Linked DNA regions of Mus musculus: region 2 is linked to region 1. Evidence: chromatin contacts called from ENCODE Hi-C or POLR2A ChIA-PET data. All regions are on one chromosome and are shown on one strand. The core of a region is the stretch at or near the end of the contact, and the rest is flanking DNA. Distances in the headings are between cores, read along the strand shown.

The links. Hi-C counts contacts between places; a loop is a spot of excess contacts on that map. ChIA-PET counts read pairs that join two places held with the same protein, here RNA polymerase II (POLR2A).
Region 2: a map of heart shows a loop between it and region 1 (2.7-fold over the local background). The contact joins the enhancer-like site here to the promoter of Cd47 in region 1. A Hi-C loop is called at or near these places in 4 of 37 maps with a recorded cell type or tissue (adrenal gland and heart). POLR2A ChIA-PET finds 5 or more read pairs at or near these places in 1 of 5 experiments (Patski).

What each region holds. Positions count from the first base shown.
Region 1 is chr16:49,850,555-49,857,597 of GRCm38, reverse strand. Cd47 (CD47 antigen (Rh-related antigen, integrin-associated signal transducer)) reads right to left here and starts at 1,937. Exons shown (of 9, transcript NM_001368415.1): 1 at 1,766-1,937. The coding sequence starts at 1,811. It also overlaps Gm4633.
Region 2 is chr16:49,947,937-49,955,419 of GRCm38, reverse strand. It overlaps Gm5486. Among named protein-coding and RNA genes, the nearest start is that of Gm19723, 4.2 kb to the left of the region's middle. Within about 2 kb of position 3,098, at least 2 of the 3 ENCODE cell types and tissues checked have a DNase peak (open chromatin) inside an H3K27ac peak, as active enhancers do; they include heart, where a contact is called at or near this core.

The sequences.
Region 1 (7,043 bases), core at 688-3,187:
TTGTGTTCTGAGACTGTTAGCATGCTTTCATGTGTGTTCTTTCGAACCTACATATGATACACAAACAAAAGTCCATCTTATCTTTGACAAACATTATCAATTGCTGATTTACAAACATCTAACGACCCCAAACCATAATGCCTGTATTTTGGGTTTGTTTTTCTTTCCTAGTCAATAGCAAACACAATAAAAATAGTGAAAGTTCTGAATTTTGCAACTCCTTATAGAACCAAATGTACTAACATTGTACAAAATGAGCATTAATGAATGTGATCATAATTATCGCTAACAAAGGCCTACCACAATTCCTATCACCAAAACTACAATTCTAATAATTTTGCTTTTTAGTCTACTTGAGAATTAGGCTTAAAAAAAAACATAATATATGGCTTAGACTTTTCACTCTTCAGACAAACAAGATTCACTGTCCATGGTCTGAATCAGTAGCATTTTATAACAGATTTGTATCTGGCTCAATATGAAAGCTCTCTGATTATACAACAGGTATTTGAAAACAGTGTTATAATGATAACGATGGTAACAAGCACAGTAAAAACGACTAAAATCAGAAAACATCCAATACCAACAATTTAGATAACACAGGTCTTTATTATTATCAGCTACAACACCCAGGATGATTGGGAGAGGGAAGTGGTGGGCAGGGTATTAAGGGCATCTTGGAAATAGATCCCAAACACTGGCCTTTATAAGGCATTGTGAGGTTAACCATCAGTTTAAGGTTCAATTAATTTAGCATCCATCCTAAGACAAATTTAACATTTGCTGTTATCCTGCTGCAAGTCTGTTCCGATTCTTACCAAAAGTTCGCAGAGGAATCTGCAGATATGAAGCTTGCCGGGCGGTATATGGTCACAAAAATTCCTATTCTTCCCTCGGCTTTTTACAAAGGAGGTACGCGTTCATAAACAGCAAAATACTTTACAAAAGAGGAGGTGCATCCCTGGCAATTACTGTCTTTAGACCACTGGCAATATCTGGGCAAATCTTAAAATACGTTTGCTCCAAGGAAGAGGGAAAAAAAAAACTTTAATCTACAATAAGGAATATATTAAAGTGCTGGCAAGGGAGGGGGGTAGCGGGGGTGTCACGAGAAGTGTTTCCAGGAAGCTTGTTTTGAGGATTCAAAACAACAACCACAAAAATACGCGGTCAGAGGGAGGGAAAGAAAAAAAAAGCTTCGATAAAAGCTGGGTGGGAAATAAAACTTGGGTCCACCGTGTTCTCTCTGCTCCAGTGCTTACGCGGTAGGGCAAAAAGCCTTTCTGGTCGACTTCACCAAAATGCGCACTTCATCACAAGAGGCCCGGGCCTCCCACTCTAGTCCTTCAACCCCAAATGCTGCGTGAAAGCTCTGAGAAAGGAGAGGGGTGCAAGAGGAGGGGATGGGGGGGGCGGCAGCTGCCCCCTCGCTTTCTTTGCAGTTGGGGTTTTGCACAGTTGCGGTTGTTCCCAGTTCTTCCTACGTGTGCGCACTGGAGAGTGAGGAGCTTCAGCCCGCTCTCCCCGGGGGGGAAAGGGACTAGGGAAGGAGAGCAGAGGGAGGAGGCAGGGGCGCCGATGCCCCGCCGGGCCCTCCCACAGTGGCGCTCCGGGTGCGCAGGGCCCGCGCATCCCGCCACCCCTCTCCTCTTCTCTCTGCTCTCCTCCGGGCGCCGCCTGGCCGGCGGGGGTGCAGCCCACACTCCTGCGGGGGCGCCTGGGTGCTGCGCACCAGCCTGAGAGCCGGGATCCCCGAGCCACTCACCGCAGCAGCAGGAGCCCAGCAACAGCGCCGCCGCCAAGGGCCACATCTCCGCGCCGCCGGGGGGTCGCCGCCGCAGGTGTCTGGAGCAGCCGCCGCCTCCGCTGCTGCCTTCAAGGGAAACGACCGACCAGCAGCGCCGCAGCAGTGACAGGCAGGAGCGGCCGCCCAGGCTGCCCGGGGGTGCGCGCGCGCGCGTGCTCGCCGCCCCGCGCACGCGCACTCCGCCCCGCCTGGCCGCCTCTGCTCGTTGACGTGACGCCAGCCTCACACCCAGCCCTGGGCAGGCTCCGGCGGAGAGCGCCAAGAATCAGCCTGTCCCCGGGGCTGCGCGGGTTGCACTCTCTGCTCACGGCCCCCGTCCCTCCAGCCAGCTCTCTTCCGGCTTCGTGTCCTGGGCCGGCCTGAAAGACGGGAGCATGGGACACACACGCTCACCGGAACTCACGGCACGCGTCCCTGCGCAGCCCCGCTGCTCTCTACTCCCTCTGGCCAAGCTCGCCCTGGACCTCGGAGCCGCCCAACCTCAGTCCAACTCCTCCTCCCTGCTCTCCCGGTGTAGGCGCTGCTTCTGCTTTCACCATCTTCCCTCCCAAGGCGCGCAGCCCTGGAGCCGCAGGGCTGGGCGGAGAGAGGGCGCTGTGACCAGGTCCTGGCCCCCGAGGAACTCCTTCCCTCTGGCTCCCCCTGGCCCTGATCTCTCCCCGGTCTGACTTGTTCCAGAAGTGGACCTCCTTATCTGTTTTTCTTTCTTTGTTGGCTAATGTTTTCATCCCCCAAGCAGGGTTGGGCAATCAAGTTCCATGCATAATGAGCAGTTTAAAACCACGAAGGAGAAAGGGTGACAGACACAAGGATTGTGGCAGACAGGCCCCGTGTGAGTAAACAGATCCTTGACGCTATCGGCAATATTGGGAAACTGGCTTATGTCTGCATCCTTGTGTAGACCTCTGACCTGTTTGAGTTCAGTTCTTGAATAGGTTTAAAAGTGTAGCTCTAAGCCACTCTCTTCACCCTGAGGCAAAGGTCCTTTGACTAAAAGGACTTGATCTCTGTAATAATGGGTGCCCATTCTGGGTGATATTCTCTGAGCTGAGCTAAAAGACTATCACACTATTTATTGCACTTCTTAAAGTCTTCTACCCCATTTCCTTCTCAATAGCCAGTGTAGCAGCAATCCAATTCAGGATAAAACTTGCCACTGTCTATGATGCTGTGACAGTGTCCTTATTTCATGATTATTTTCCTAAGGAAATAACCACTCCCTCCCAGATAGGGTACCAACAACAAACTAAAGTAGGATTCCACCGAAGTCAGTCTTGGACCAAAAGGTTTCTTGAGCTTGCTATAAGTTACTTCCCACCCAGCAGCGCAGAAGATCTGAAAGCAACCACACCTAAAAATTTCACCGCAGCATGAATTCCCCGTTCTTTTGATACCCTTCTATAGTCGGCATACTCTAGCACCTACTTAGGGGTGTCTGAGAGGTGCAAGAGGAAGTAGCTAGAATCTCAAGTAAGGGTTCAATGACCCTCCTGTCACTCTCCTTCCTGGAGGAAAGATCCACAGTCAGCACATCCTATCTTGAGAGTCACAAGTAGTCACCACTGTTCTGAGGAACATGATTGCTGTTACGCTCAGAGAATAGCACTCAACAAACATCCCTTAGTATACAACTGTGTGTGTGTCTGTGTGTCAGAGAAAGAGAGAGAGAGAGAGAGAGAGAGAGAGAGAGAGAGAGAGAGAGAGAGATTTCCTCCACATTATCAATTCTTTAAACCCCAAAAGTTCCCTTTCCCCCCCACCCCCATTGATCTAGATGATGTGTTAATGTGACTTAAGAGTTCTGATGGTTAAGGTTTTCAATGGCAGACCAGATACCCTCCGACTATCAAAGGAACCGGTTAATGCTGATATGGATACAAAACAATGACCGCTCACCAGACCTTGAGCGTTAGGGACATTGTGTATCAGAGAGCAGCTGCTCGGCTAAAAAAGGCTGTCAGCTGTTCCTGGATGCAGCTAACCCTGTAAAGCTGACTACTGACTGGAAAACACTGTGCCCAACCTGCAGAGGTGGAGATCCAGTGATGCTCTGTGTTATGCTGGGAGCTACGGGGGCCATATGATTGTCTTCTTGTGCAGAAAATGGAATGGGCATAAGTTGGTTGGATGAGAAGTCAAGAGGGTGGTAACTGTTCTCTCGGGCATTTGAGATGGGGCGTGAGGTTGAGTCTATCCCAGAAAAGTTCTATAGCAATTTCTGCAGAGTTGATAACTTCTCTCTGAGAGAACCTTAAACTCCAAGTCCAGAACCTAAAGTCCTTAGAAGTTCTCTTCCAATTGATCCAAACATTTTTATCCAGACTTTGAGCTTGGCATGAGAGAGGAGGGGATAGGTGCACATTAGATATTTTGAACACAGGTAGCACACATTAACTATGTTAATTAAGAGTCTCCACACAAGCTGTGGGTAGGGTGTTGTGCCCAGTTCAGATAAGGAAACAGAAGAGGTACCATGGGCCTGGAGTTACTTATTCTGGTGTTCTCTGGAGCTCTCACCTGGGCCCTTTCCTTGAGTTTTCATCAGACGTGTGGTTTCCCCTGAATCACTTCTGACCTTAGAGTGGAGGAATATGGAGTTACAAGCTCAGAGAAGTCGGTATCTATGATAAGACACGTAGTTACCCCATAGCCTTCCTTCTCAATTCATGACTAGTTCCTCTTTCATGGTTAGCCTCATACTAACTTTCCTTTTCCTCCCAATCTTACATCTGCTTCTGACCATATCTAAAATCTTATATAGATACAGCAATATACTTACTCTTGATGCTTCTGGTTACTTATATGTCCATGATATATGTGGGTGTTTCATGTTCATGCATGTACTGGTACAAGGGCACATGTTTGTGCTTATATGTAGAGACTAAAGAATTACTTTGTGTATCATTTCTCTGAAAGTGTCTATACCTTTTTAAAAAAAAAAAAACAGTTTAAAGAATAAATGTCTTCCCAGACATTCTGGTTAGCTTTCAAATGAAGATCATATTTTAAAATACTTCTGGCCCAGAATTTGCCATATAGGCTAGGCTGACTAGTCAGTGAATTCCATGGATCTGCCTGTCTCCTCTTCCTCAATGTTAGGATTCCAAGACACCATAAAAAGTGTGCTTACAGATAATCACTAGAACAACCACAAATGTTAAATATTCAGGGTTGTCTCTTCAAAGGAATCTATACTGCTTCCCACACCCAGAGGCCTGGGAGTGGAGGTAGCTAGTAGCTTATGTGACTGCTGCTGCATTATCTGTAGGGCTAGGCCATTCCCGGTTCCCCCAAATTCCCACAATCAGGGCCTGAGGAAGCTAGTAGTCTAGATGGCCTCTGCACTATTTGTCTGACCAAAACCATACTTCACAGATCTGCTAGGCCCTTAAAATAACACACATAGCACATCTGGAGAATCCATCTTCATGGAAGAAATGACAGAGCTTTGAGAAGAATTTCAGTGTAATTATGATCCACTGTACATATGGTATTGTGTTACATCAGGAAACCTTTTCCCAGATTTTACTGTACTTATATATGCCCAAAATAAACTGCCTCGTGTCAGGCTCTGTAAGTTTCAACCATCACTAGCTACTGAGTCACCCTGAATCTAACTTCCTTCTTGCTTCACACAGACTATATATGTGACTTATTAGGGTGACTTATAGGCCATGAGCCAGGTATTCCAACAATGACAGTCTCCCAATAGAAAGGCCAAACTCTAGTAGTTGTTTAGTTCAGGATACTGACTATTGCAACAGTCTCAATCTGATGTTGGGGTCCCAGGGAGGTCGTAGAGAGATGCTGGTCTTCTGTCTGTATTGGAGTCCTGAAGAACTAGCTGCCAAAATGGATGAAGGAATGCCTCAGCAGCAGGATCCATGAACTTGCCATTGAGAATGAGGGCAAACATGCAAAAAGCAAAAGCATCCTTCTACGTTGTTCAGTGCGGGGGGGGGGGGGGGGCTGCCACGAGAACTTGTTGCCAAGACTTATGGTGGGTCTTCACACCTCAAATAGTGAATTTAAGAAAAGACCTTGGGGCATGTCCAGATGCTCGGGTTTTGGCTGATTCCAGGTATAGTCAGGTTGACAATCAAGATTAGACATCAAATAATGACTCTGGAGATCGAACTGGGGTCCTCGTGTTTGCAAACACTTCCATGACTGAGCTTTCTCCGAGACCTATCTGATTTTTTTTTCCCCCAAAGGAAGACTGGCATTGTCATCCTGCTGACTATTATTTTATGATCAGGCACTTTGCAGCAGCAACACTGGGTCATTCCACACCTGAAAGATTTTGCTTCCTAGCTTCTGTGTTCTCCTCATGTTGCTCCCTCTACTCGTGTGTTCTTCCCGTGTTCTCTTCTCTCCTCATCCAATGCGTTCCACACCATCCTTCAAAACTGACACTAAACATTACCTTCAAGAGGTCTTCCTTAACCCCATTTGTCGTCTGTCCCATAACTCACTGTTACCTCACAAATCTAATTACCTGTCCCCTGACTCTTTGTTCACCTTGTCAATATATATTTATTTCTATATATGTGTCTCTTCCTTCAGCGCATTAGCTCAAGAGGAGTTTGTCCTAGGTACATTTGCATCTCTGTATTCGTCAAGGTTGTACAGAGAGGGAGAGCTGACAGACTGTCATATACTTATCCCTTGGTATTTATGAAAGATTGGTTACAGGATCCTCAAGGTTTGGATCCTCACGTCCTTTATATGAAATCATATATTAGTCAAGGTTCTCTAAAAGAGCAGTACCAACAGAATAAAAATATCCCAACAAGGAATTTATTGGAATTGTTCACATGATAAAAACATGATAGCCTAAAATGGAGAGTATGTATAGATTGTATAAAAACACACCATTTATAATGATTCATCTTAACGGGATCTGGAATCAACTAAAAGGCTTGCCCCTGGGAAGATCTGTAAGGGCATTCCTAGGAAGAATTAGCCAGGGAGGGAAGACTCTCCTGCAGAGTGGGGAACACCTTTGGGCTACAGTCTAATTATAAATGGGTCACAGGAAAAAACAGTGATACTTTGTCTGCCTGGTTTTGCTGTTTGGTCATTAATTCATCTACTCTGTTTCTACTGCTGCTATTGCTGCTATCTTTCACTGCACCAGAACCCCACTTCTTTGGCACTTCCAACCTGCTAAAGACCAGAAGCCCTCCAGAAATCCTCCAGGATTTCAGTGCTAGATTGAGGCTGCTGAGACATC
Region 2 (7,483 bases), core at 1,849-4,348, 97 kb before region 1:
GTCCAAATCCAAGCCTGGTGGACTCCTGTCACATCTTAATCTTCTGTGCTCAGATTTTTAATTCCCAGGGCTACTGGAGTTTTAGTATGATCCTGGACGCCCACCTACACTTTTGTGTTTAGTTCTTCATCTTCAGGAATACCGCGTTCACTCTTCTACACTGGCTCCTGTTCCCTTACTTTTTTTTCCTCTTCTTTCTTTTTTGTAACTTTTGTTAAATTTGTCCTTTGATAACTCGATTGACTCAACGGATATAGAGCATTCTGCCTCTCACATCTCTCTTCTCCTCTTTCTCCTGCGCTTCCCCACCTCTCCTCACGTGTCTCTGTCGCACATCCATACTGATGTCTTTTTTGCTTTGTTTTGTGACCCACTGAACCTGACCGAGGTCATCTGTGTGACGATGGAACCATTTGGAAGTATCCACTGGAACTTGATGAAGTCAACAGCGGGAATACAACTGAAACCTCTGGTTGTCCCCTCTCTGAAACCTTCAGTAGTGCTTCTTATTTTCACCAGGCTCCTGTGTCAAGAACAAGTCCTGTAAGTCCTCTTTGGTTCTGAAACTGTACCTTCCTCTAGAGAGTAGATGCAGGTCAAAAGCCCTGCCGCCTTGGTTCTTAGGAATGCACTTTCTGTATACAAAGAGAGTAATCGGAGACTTCTCATGACTTCTGCTACCAAGTGACTTTATCATTATCACCTGTATCTGTTTACAGTTTCTGCTGTTGTGAATAGCCTTCAATTTGGTAGCATTGCAAACAGAACTATCTGCTCTTCAAATTCTAGAGAATGGGAGTCTGTAATCCAGCTATCATCAACAATACGTGAGGGTGATGTTCTGTTTTCTGGTGGCTCTAGGCATTTCTCCTTCACCTGGCGTCATCTTCTATGCATCTAATTTCCTGTTTGTCTGTTAAGGCTACTTCTGGTGGTTTCTGGCCTTACCTGCCTGATCCAGAATCATCTCTTCTCAAGATCTTTAACTTGAACCACCTTGCAAAGACCCTTCTCACAAATTCCTGAGCTTTCCATGTGGTTATGCCTTCTGGGATGCCTTTTAGTCTTCCATCCCAGGGAACCTAAGAAGAAAGGCTGGCTGCTTCCTTCTCACCAGAGTGATGATGGTCTTTGGATATGGGCCTATCTATTTATTTTCTCAATTTTGTAGACAATCACTGGGGAAAGAAAATCAGCTCTTTTTAGGCACACACTAGGAAGTTTGGTGTTTACAAAGGCAGTGTTGTTTTCCTGCTCAGCTACACAAAATTAAGCTCAGTCCAACCTCATTTCCAGACACTCAATCTGTCAACACTCCTGCTCAGTCCCCGCCCCTTATAGGAACCATCCGGATGGGCTCTATTTCCTTTTGTCACAAATACACCACATTCCATTCTGGCTTTTTTCTTCCTGGAGTTGATTTCACAACAGCATTTCCTCAGATTGCCTTGTTTCTGAATTACCTCACTGTTAATCTCTCCAGTGATCATTCTGAGCCAAACTCCTGTTTCCTCCCGCTCAACATGGGACTATTCAGCACATTTGTGATCCTCACTCCTTCCCAGACAGTCATTAATATGAAGTTAAGGTACAGCACTGAAGTTGATAATATCCTCCCAGAAGGGGTAGAAAATGACTGGTTGCTATTTTACACAGGATATGACAGAAGTGATTTCTGCTCTCTGGAATCTCAGCGCAAAGATGGCTTCATGTCTCCACGCTGAGAAATACCTGGTTACCTATATTTCAGTGGTTAGTTCCACAAGACTCATAGGTTTTCACTGTTCAGCCTTCTGTCCCACTTAGGGACACACCTAGGGACTTTGTGACTTTGTCCATCCACTGGCCACTCTGGCCAGATCTGCTCCTAGGAATAGCTCCTTTTTGTGCATCTTCAGCTTCGGAGATTGTATGCATCCGTTTTCATTTCATACTGAAAAGCATGAAGCAGTTGGCTGGAGATCACTACCTTCGCTTTGCAAATTGAGAATCCATGGTTAGATGATTGGAATGGAGTCACCAGCCTGAATGTGGCAAAGTTGTAACATAAGAATCTCAGCCGTGAAGGTAATTTGCTTTCTATGCTTGGACTATTCCTCATACTCTTGGTTTCTTCTCCATTGGGGTGACAAGTACTAACCAAAATAAATTTGCAGAAGGAAAGGTTTATTTCAGCTTACAGGTTATAGTCTGTCATTGAGGGATTCCAACTGATGCAGAAACCCTGGAGGAATGCTGCTTACTGGTTTGTTATCCAAGGCTTACACGGATACTTTTCATATACAGTTCAGATCAGTCTTCCTAGGGATGGCACCACCCATAGTGGGCTGGGTCCTTCCACACGAATTAGCAATTAAGGAAACAGCCACAGACATATCTTTGATGGGAATCATTCTTCAATCCATATTCCTGTTTCCCAGGTGACTCCAGTTTATGTGATGTTGACCAAAGCTAATCAATACATCCCATCCCCCCCCTTTTTTTTGCTGTTGTTGCTGCTGGTGGTGGTGATAGTTTTGTCTTTCTTTTTTCATCTTTGCTCCCACCTTAACCCAATTTCTACCATCTATCTTCCTCTGTCCTCTCTGAACCAAAATATACTAGCTTCACCATTACCTGTATAGTCTTTGGTACATGTCCTAGCATCTCTGAGTTTCAGTCTTTTGGTCTGAGAAGAGGAATATTATTAATTTCCATGTAGGACCATGGTATGTGTTAGATGAAAATGTGAAGAGAGATGGGGGAAAAGAGAATTTAGGAAGACCACATGTGCATAATTAAAACTCTGCAACCTGGTTGGCAACCAGCAGATATTTCTTTGCTCCATTTTTAACAGCAGGGATTCATAGCTAAGATGGTACACACTCATTCCTGCATCATCCTCACCATAGAACTGCTGTATATGATTTATTAGGAGACCCTGGCTGTGCTGCTGTGACTGTGAGCTGTGACCAAATGAGAGAAGCCTGATAGATGTGGTCAGAGTGATTAATAGCAGCTTGTCTCTAGAGCTATGGGAGTGGCAAGTGACATGCTGTGCCCTGACTCCCCTTCTAATTCTGCCCTGTCTTTTTCAGTTGCTTGGCCAAGCGGAAGCTCCGCCACCTCAGCACAGTGTCCGGCTGTGGTCCCTGGATTTCCTGGATCACAAAGATATATTCTCTGGGCACTGGCATTTATCCAGAGTAGAGTTTGAGCTCAGGATGTGTGTACAACTACATGTCCGCACTTGACTGATTGCATCTCAGGACAAAGTGTGGGTCAGAGAAGGCACAGCAGAGTCACGCCTGTGTATGTTTCGTCCCTGCTACTGCAATGTCATTGTCTGGAGCTTTTGTGATGAGCAATCCATCAGGAGCACCGCATGCTGTACAGTGTTAAGAGCCGTGTCAAGCCAGAGTCTAGTCTCATTTTCAGATCTTGTGGTTACTGATGACACATCTTCTGAAAATGAAACAGTAGCCTTTTGCTAAGCACCATACTTACCAACTCCCCTTCTGCAGATGTCCAGATGCCTCTAGTGTTAGGTCAGGAGGATTAAACAGAAAATAACAACAACAAACAACAACAGAAACCAACTCATTGACCTATCAAAGCTGAAATACACCACACACACACACACACACACACACACACACACACACACACACACCATATCTTGATTGCTGCCATTCCAGTACTCACTGATTTTATCAAGGGAAAAATAGCAGCGAAAATGGCTTATTCTTCCTCAAGCCAGCTCTTGAATAGAAAACAGAGTGTGTGGGACTGCAATGTGTCAGGAACAGGGAAATAGAGGTCCTGCCTTGCTGGGTTGGCCTTCCTGATCTCAACCCCTCCACCCCAGTAGAGTTGGAAAAAACACAGCAGTTCCTATTTCAAATTACACAGTTGGATGATGTTTCTCTTGGCTCCAAGTAGAAAGGCTGGTGCCCAGAGCGATTTTTTGGCAAAAGTGCAATATATGAAGTTTTTCTTCCCTTCTAACATTCTCAGCATCACTCTTAATCACTTTTCTCTTGATCTCTATCCAAGTTTCCCAAGAAGGATTTCTTTTTTCTCTCTTGCCTCATCTACTTGTGAACTCAGAGGGATCTGCGACAGTTTCTCCATCTCTAAAATCTGTGGCAGTGTTTCACAACTGTAATGTGTATATGAATCTGCTATACTTAGTCCTTTTTCTGATAACAAAACACCTGAATCTTAGTAATTTGTAAAAAAGAGAGGTTGCTCTAACTCACAGTGTGGATAGCTGGGAGTTCAAATAATATTGCACTAGTTCTGGTGAGAAAGCTCCTGGCTACATTGTATCATAGAGAGAGGGAGAGATGGCATGGCAAGACAGAAAGCCAGAGGGCAAGGAGAGGCAAGTATTGCTTTGTTACATCAACCTCTTCCAAGAACTGACTCAGTGTTCATGGAACAGTGTTAGTTCCTTCCATTCCTTTTATACCCATCAATCTTGGACACCTAGTTTCCTCTCATTAGGCTCTACTACCTCCCAACATGATGGCATCTGGGCTAAAATCAGAGCACAAAAACCCATGTTGAACATATTCAAACCACAGCCAGACCATACACATAGTATTATGAAAATGCAAACCCAGAACCAGTAGTTCTGGAGTGGAGTATGAATCTGTATCTCTGATATGCTTCTAGCAAAGATGGTGTGGCACAAAGCCATAAACCAATGCCAGGGGGAAGCCAACCAAAACTGCTGTATCAGTATTTAAGTAGGAAAAGGAAGTTCTACAGGTGCTGAACTCTCTGGGAAAAAAAATGATGATGGCTGAGGCCTGAGCTCCTGCAGGCTATTTTAGTCTAGGAATTAAAAAGTGATTGCTCACACTTTTAGCTTTGTGGGGCTTACACTCAGGAAACATGACCAGCTGGACACCTCAGCACTGGATGTCCCCAGGGAAGGAGGACCAGATCAGCCCTCATTTCACGATGATTGAAATGTTCCAAGTAATGGGATTTTTGAATAAATTAGCTATTCATCACGAAAGAGGTATTATAGATAAATACCCTACCTCATTGCTATTCTAAGCTGTCCACCAGTCATCTCTTTTTAAGGAGAAAAATAGAAGAATTAATGTGATTCTGAACAGTGATCTGCTTAATGATTTCAAGGTTTTTATCTGAAGAGTATTTCAATAAACTACTTTAAAAGAAGTGGAAGGGGGAAAAGATGCATGAAGGGCCCATAAATTGCTGAACGGTTGGTTCTCTAGGACTAGAAATCAAGAAAAGGGGGTGAATGTTATAGGAAGATATTTAAGTACTTATTCAGTAAAACTAAATAGAAAATCAATCAGAAAAATAAAAAATTCATAAATCCAATTGCCTCTAATTGGCTTAGCACATAGTACAGAATTTCAAATGTTTGTCTGCGAACGACTCAGTCTCTTGAAACGATGCCTCCCAGTGCAGGAGAGAGTATTTGGGTTACATTTCTTTTCCTATCAAAGAAAACTCATCAAGCCCACAGCAGTCCTTCAAAGGCTCAGTTTGAAGTAAGAGAACTCCTTATGGTGGCTATTTATGGTGAAATTCCACTAAAGATTTTCCTAAGTCAGGAAAAACACATTTTCATACTAGTCATTTAATCATTTATTAATTTCCTACTATGTACAGAGTACTAGACTGGGTCCCACTGGAGAGACGACATACTGAGCTAGAATTCTTGAGAAGTTGTGATTTGCTGGGTGAGGGGGATGTTGAAGGAGAAAGAGATGAAAGACTAATTACCCAAAGGACAAGATTGACATGAGTAATTACTTACAGAGATCTCACCACGAGGTCTGAGAAGGAGAGACTGGGTGCTTTCTGCTGAAGGGAATTTCAAACGTTTCTTGAAGGAGGTGAAACTCACTTCAGTGGGCATGAAGGCATGTCATAGAGGGTAGGAAAAAAAATCCACAACTCTGAACAAGTGTCCAGCAAAAATGTGAGTCGGGCTCAAAGAATGTAGACTTGTAGCTCTTTACAGTGAACTCAGTCCATTCTGAGAACCTGAAGTAAGGCTGTCGATTTTGAGCTTCAGTGTCTGCCTCTCCATGTTTAACTTCATTGACTTGGGTCACTTCCTTTGTTTCTCTTGTCAGAGCACAAGTATCCTACAAAGGGCTAGAGAGATGGCTTAGTGGGTAGTGCACAGATGGCTATTCCAAAAGAGCTGCGTTGTTCGATTTCCAGCATCTACTCTGGCAACTCACAGCCCTTTATAACTCCAGCTCTATGATATCCAATACTTCTGGCCTCCATAGACACCTGTATTATATGCACACACTCCCATCCAGAAATGTACATGTACAAACAATTTAAAAGGAAAGTAAATATTTTAATAAAATATTCTTGTGTTATTGACAAAGTAAGGTTGTCCCTTCCAAGGAGTCTTAGCTTTACTTTAAAAAAAAAAAAAGTATTTCTTTACAGTATATTTGCTTAGGAAATCTAAGAACTTACAATATGAGAGTATTCATAATGTAAACAGTAAAAACAACTTTATGAAGCAGTTGGTCTTGCCCCTCCCTTGCTTTTGTCTTAAGCGTTTTCAGTATTCCAGACCTTGCCCATGTCTGTTCTCAGAGTGGAAACAAAGGAAAAGAATCACACCCTTTTCTAAGGTGAATCTTTATCCCCTAGAGGAATTTCTGGCACCTGCTTGATGGTCACATTTTCAGACCCGATGATGAACCAAAGGCCACCTTTTGTGTATTATACAAAGAGTATGTGTTTTAGAAAAGGAAAGTCCCAGGTTTTGCTTCCAACTCCACCCTTCAGAGCACTGAGTTTAGGTCAAGCTGCTCTGCTTCTCAGAACTGAGACCTCTATTTGTGCAGACGGGAGGTGACTGGTTAGAATCAAGGTCAGATGACATCACAAAGTCTCCTCTGATCATGACAGGAGGTGGCCAGTGTGATATTACCTATGAGCAGGCCATTCTCAGCACAGATGCGATAGACACGCCTTGCCAGAAGGGCACAAGGCAGCTAGCTATAGTGAAGGTTATGGGGCCCTCCTGCCTGCCACTAACTCAGAAGAGCTTCACACACTCTTTCCACAGCCCCTGACAAACACACATCACTGTCCCTGTCCAGTTCTTGCAGACTGGAGCAGTCATTTGGCTCTTAGGGGAAGATTTCTTCCTTTAGGAGCCTTTGCCCCTCACAGACAAGGCAAGGGCTAGTCTCTTCTCACTGCTGTGGCGACTTCTAATTTACCATCATCCAGTGTCCTCCCTGCTTAGAAAATTCACACAAGTAAGTACCAGCCTGACCTGTTGTGGAAAAGCACAAACATTCTCAAGTGAATTAATAAATCAAAGGGGGAAGTAAGGGAGAGAGGGAAGGAAGGATGGAGGGAAAGGTCCTGTTAAAATTCACTGCACTCCAGCCACATAGACCAGTGTGGAGGAGTGAAGGATAGTGTGTTCAAACTCAGTTGGTAGCCACCTAAGAAGAATCAAAGGTACGTCCCA